Linked DNA regions of Mus musculus: region 1 is linked to region 2. A link is a loop called in an ENCODE intact Hi-C map of the cell type or tissue named here. Cell type or tissue: left cerebral cortex. All regions are shown on one strand. Each heading gives the region's core, and the rest is flanking DNA. Links, peaks and the distances in the headings are about the cores only. Region 1 overlaps Gm19723 (predicted gene, 19723). Region 2 has its middle 30 kb from the start of Gm6936.

Evidence for each region. Peaks named below come from ENCODE experiments on the same cell type or tissue, not always from the same donor. Only the 100,000 strongest peaks of a DNase experiment are listed, where the experiment ranks them.
Region 1: a loop joins it to region 2, with 2.0 times the contacts of the local background. A loop is called at or near these places in 4 of 42 quality-filtered maps.

What each region holds. Positions count from the first base shown.
Region 1 is chr16:49,958,703-49,961,509 of GRCm38, forward strand. Gm19723 (predicted gene, 19723) reads left to right here. Exons shown (of 2, transcript NR_153658.1): 2 at 1-210. It also overlaps Gm5486. Among named protein-coding and RNA genes, the nearest start is that of Gm19723, 4.3 kb to the left of the region's middle. In left cerebral cortex, for the core only: no CTCF peak of the experiment used is centred there; a DNase peak (open chromatin) is centred at 1,464.
Region 2 is chr16:50,008,615-50,011,421 of GRCm38, forward strand. No RefSeq gene overlaps it. Among named protein-coding and RNA genes, the nearest start is that of Gm6936, 30 kb to the left of the region's middle. In left cerebral cortex, for the core only: no CTCF peak of the experiment used is centred there; DNase peaks (open chromatin) are centred at 1,129, 1,667, 2,032 and 2,234; H3K27ac peaks cover 1,837 bases.

The sequences.
Region 1 (2,807 bases), core at 245-2,744, 50 kb before region 2:
CGTGCAAATGAATGAAGAATGATCTCCCACCCATACATACTGAGTGCAAATGAATGAAGAATACTGGTGCTCTCCCAGTCAACTAAACTCCATCCAGACGCATACACCAATGCAATTTCAAACAAGTTGCCAAATAAGATGCATATAGCGCTCAATGTCTATTGAATGGATGCATAAAACCCTATGAGAATAAAACTTCCCTTATCCTTCAAGTTGTGGCTGAATGATGTGTGCATTTAGGCTCCTGGAGCAGGAAAGAGAGACTGGTGTGAAAGGGAGAGAAAAATCAATGAACTGAATAGAGAGAGCTACTTACTGCTTCTTCTCCACATCACACGGATGCCCACGCAGGGAAACTCAGTAGTGTGCAGGAGAAAGGTCTCTTGCAGGCAGGAGGGACACAGATCACCTGAGATGGGAGCACAGGAAGGAGTCTACCTGGAAACCCAGACACAGGAGTGATCTTCTCAGCTTTCATAGTTCTTCCCCCCCCCCCTCCAACCCCCGCCCTCTGCTTTTCCTGTTTGTAGTTTCAAGTGTATGCAAATTACCGGAGCATCTGAGACCTGACTCATAGTCACTCTCTGCAGCTTCTATTGAGCTGTGTGCCATTCACAAAAGAATAGTAATGAAGTTAATGAATGGCCAAGTTATCTAAAATCTATATTGAATATCATTGCTAGCTAACAAAAAGGGAAAGAGAACAATGTTCTAATGGTAAGCACCAGCGGAGTGACATGCAACAGATGCCTAACATGTATGAATGAACGATGGGTGACCAACTGAAAATCCAAGTGCCCACCATTGTTCTCTCTGAGTCCCTATAGTTGCCCTATAGTTGATGTCCTTACAGCTGGTATACTTGCTGGCTTTCAGGCCATATAATTCTGCCACCTTTGCTTGCTCCTGGCTCGCTCTCCATCTTCCATCCATCTCTAAGGACTATCCTATTGCCTTCCACTGACATCCACACCACTTCTGCTCACTGTCAAGTTCTATTCCATGGTTTAGTTTGCCATCTGTATCCTAACTCTTCTCTTTCCCATACTCTATCTACACTCTTGTAAATCCACTAAAATTCCAACACAGTGACCTTTCTTCCTTATTGAATGGAATAACACCAGGAATACTATATCTAGATGCCTGTGTAAAACATATACCTGAATAATGCAGGTATAAGGTATTAAAAAAATCTGCCTATACAATAATGAAAAATACACAATCTGTCTAGGAAGTGAAATATAATAAAACCATGGGTGAGGATTAGAGAGACATGTATGATGTGACATGGTCTATGATTGGTTTTGCTGCTATACCCTAGAAGGTCTGCATCCCTGGTCCAAGTTACTGACATCATGGTTTACACCTTAGAATAACAGCAGAGAACTTGAAATGGAGGCGTGTCCTCATCATCCCTACCAGATAGAGTGGCACATTATGCCTACTTCTATGAATAATACCGGTTTTTATGTTGGCCATCTGCTTTCCTTCTGGGAGTCTAAAATTTTGATATGTACCAGTCATAGCGAGACTGTCCATGCCATCAACTCCCAATTCAGATACTGAACACTGAGTCTCCAAAGTGTTTTCCCCTGATAGATGACATTCCCCAGGTTATCTTGGAGAATTCAAATGCAGCAGTACCACTGGAAGCTCTACTTGGCTTCTTTTAGGATTTGTGCCATGAACCTATTGTCTTGATGAATCTTGCTCTTATATTTTCATTATAATAAATTGTAGCTGTGAATAAAACTAAATATGGAAGTCCTAGAAATCTGTAGAACCCTGGGAGTGCACATATAAGCTATGTTTACACATGCATGGGAAAAGCCTAGAACTATAAAAACTCTTAATTCTTACAAATAGGTTAATCTTGTCACTTTATTATTGTGTTACATGATAATATTTGTGGGCATATGACTGAGTTTTAATTATGTGTATATTTGGTGATCTGCCTTAGAAAATGATTGCTTATACGAATGGCCCCATATTCGAGGAGTCCCATCGAAGAATATTCTGTTTATGTTCCTAACCATCTCTGGTGACTAGCATTGGGTCTGGCATACCATAGGAGACAGGAATGATGATTCTCATTGAATTTGAAAGGAGGCAAACAGAGATGCATAGCAGTGACTCAGAAATAACCTAAAAGATGTTATTTACATCTAGACTCTTCTTTCTAGTTCCAAACCTTCAATCCCTTTGATTTCTCGGTTTATTTTAATCCTTTTCAATTTTCAACCCTCCCTCCCTGCATTTGCAAGAGAAAAAGAGAAGGCAAAAAGCAAAAGAAGAGGTAGATGCCCATAGATAAATGGCTACAGTTTAAATTTCCTCTCTCTCAGCTCAGCCAGAGGCAAGCATCTGGCCCTTTCATTTGACACAGTTTACCTAAAGGGTATAGTGTGTCTTCCTCCTCAAAGAAATGTCTGCTGGCAACCTGACTGCTGTATCAAAGAAGGCCCTATGCCTGTGCAAGGGAGGGCATGAAGCAAATGTGGAAACTTTAAAAATTCTAAAATTCTCTTCCTTTTGATTATACGCCATTCTGAAAGAGAGATTAAATACATGGTTAACTGTGGGGGTGAGACTAGGTAGAGATAAGCACGGGCTAGTGTTTATTTCTCACCCCAGGCGTTGATAATATAGAGCTGTGAGATTTTAGAAGTTAGCTGGTACATACATATACATTATGGCAACAAATTCTGGGAGTTGTTAGCATGTAGCATTTGAGGGGATCTAAGTAATTCAGGAAATATGCAGGTATACTTACCTAATGGGTCAAGAAGAGGAGGAGTTTGGGATCC
Region 2 (2,807 bases), core at 9-2,508:
TCAAACATATCCACAAAGCCATTTCTCTCCAAATCAATATATCAACATCTTCGATAATTCCTCTAGCAGACTACTATTTCCAGGTGGGTGCCTTATTTCTATAATACTTTTTTCAACCTCTGCTACTGTTGAGCTACAAGCTGGCTGTCTCAGGACCTCTAGGAGTTGAGCCTGAACCAAATTTCAAGCAATTGGGCACCCTAACAAAAGTGGTGCTGTTTTCTATCTTAACACTGTATTGTTATGGAGTTGTGTGGGTTTTTTTTTTTTCTGCATCTTTTTAAAAGTGGGAAGACTCAGGAATTATTCTTTGTTCAATAATAAAGGCTTAGGAATATATCTGTTTCTGTGGTCAGTGCCTACTGCAATCTGCATTGGAAAAATCGGGCTGTGCATGCTCTGTGGGGTTCTGAACCCTACTTATTGTCAGTTTCTCACCAAGTCACATTTTTCATTGATTCTTATTTTTTTTAACACATTCTCCACTGCCGCCAAGTTATTAACTAATTTTTTTTATAACTTAGAATGAAAAGGGGGGGGGGAGACCCAAATAAGCAAACAGACAAACAAGACTGAAGCTCCAAAAGCCTTCTGTACCTAATCCGAAGCCAGTAGGCTAAGACGATGCCTCTGGCATGGTCTCAGCTGGCAGATCTGGCATGTTGGTGAAACTTGGATTTTTCAAGATTCTGTAGATTTTTGAGAGAGGGACCCACCTTGGAAATGACCCCTGAACTCACCAGGTAAGTCAGACTAGCCTCAAACTTGCAATCCTTCTACCTCAGTCACCTGACCTCTTGGATTTACAGGCATGTGTCATTATAGCAGGCTCTAGTGGAAACGTTTTAATTCAAGATCTTAAGGAATCTAAGGTGAACTTTCTCTTGTCTTTAAGATGCCAGCAAATACCAATTACGAGCGAGATTTAATTTCCCTTTGGGTGTATGACACAACAATTATCTCTGTGAGTTTGAAAAAAAAAATCCTAACCCAGAACTCTCTGGGTTCATACCAGATAAAGCCCTCAGGAAAAGTTGCCATGGCTGGCATCATGCCCTGACATTCATGCATGATTCAGCACCTCTAGACGACGATTTGGGGCAATCTGTTTTTCCACCCAAGCCAGACTCTTATCTTGCTAGAAGCTGCGGGGATCAGAATCCCAGCTCTCACAGATGGCTGCTTCCTGTGCCACCCATCACCTAGAGACATCCAGAGGCTGCTGCTGCTGGTGCTTCTCAGCCTTCCAGGGGCGTTGGAGGATGGGACGGATCCGGGTGATTGATGCCTGCTTTCTTGCTGATAGAGCCTCTGTTTATAGGTGGGATTAGACTGAGAATTCCTGGGTCAACCACCCACAGATTGTATCAAAAAATAATCAATCCCGTTTGACTGTCTTAACATTTTGGCTATTTTAGTTGTTAAGGCAACCAGATCTGATGAAGTGTTCACTCATCAATTTGATGTTCTGCAATTGTCTGTCATGATTCTGGAGTTGCGGGGATGGGACTGGGGGGAGGTAAAAAAATCAACTGTCAAAATAGTCAATCCAAAACAGTCAATTCTGTCACGAATTTCTCCCTGACACCAGAGATCAACGCTTCTTCCTCCCACGACTTCTTTTTTTCCACCTCCTCCCTTTGGATGCATCCCTCCCACAAGCAGCTTCTCTGCGGTCCTGATGTTGGTAAGCAGGGCAGAGCTGAGGTATTTTAGGTTTGCCATGGCTTACATTTTCCTAAAAGGGTTCCCCTTCCTTTGCTTTGATGCTGATTTTGTTTTTACTAGTGAGCAGCCCTAAAAACATGGGTATATTGTAGATACAAAATATGTTTCTATTAAAGGGGGAATTCAAAAAGACATGTCCTTCATTTTTCTCTTTCAAGATGCATTTTGCTTTCAGGGTGCATGGTTCCAAAGCCAGGGAGAAGCGGCTGGCTTACACAATCCCTTCCTGTCCCTGAGCCTGCTCCAACATCCTTGGAACAGAAGGGCTCTGAATCTGGCCTTGGTGTGAGATGTGGCTGGCTTTCCAAGTTGAGAAATGCGTTCGTAATTACTTTTTATTGCTCTCTCCATTGACTTTGCAGACTCACCAGAACTGGATTGTATTCTACCACACAGTGACCCCCCATCTCAGCCTGACTGCTAATTTAACCCTGGCTTTCTTTCTCCAGAAACATTTGACCTTGTGCAAGAATTTGGCATGGTCTGCTCTCCTCCCACGTCCCAGTAAGAGCAGCATTGGTCTGAGATCATTAGCATGAGTAGGCAGCACTGCAGACTGCCGCCCGCCAGCATAGGGCTCCAGCTGGTACAACAGTACCCCCTTTTCTGGGCAAAAGGGCAGTGGCCACTGTTTGCCAGGAGACCTTGTCCAACATTTTGCTTCAAGATGGTGCTGCCAGCAATGTAGACTGAGCCAATTTGCTCCTTCCTTTGATAAAATGTATAGAAAAAAAATGTAGACTCAGTGAATCATCCTTGGTTTATATACCGAAGCCTGTATTTCAAACACTTCTGCTGATTTTTTTTCCCCAATGAAGAAGGATACACTGTGTTAATTAAGAATCTGGAAAGGGTCACTAGGAAACTAGGAGTTCCTTAACCCACTTAAGAGAACAATCTTTGCAATCATTTAAGACGCCCATGTCTTCCTTCCGTTCATAAGCTGATTACATGCCACTTTTATCTCCCCATTAATTAAGCAGCCAAGGACAAATACTGGATAAGATTTCATAAGGGAAATATTGTCATACAAGTTCTTAAAAATAGTACTTCTTCAGGTCTTCAGGAAGGAATTCATA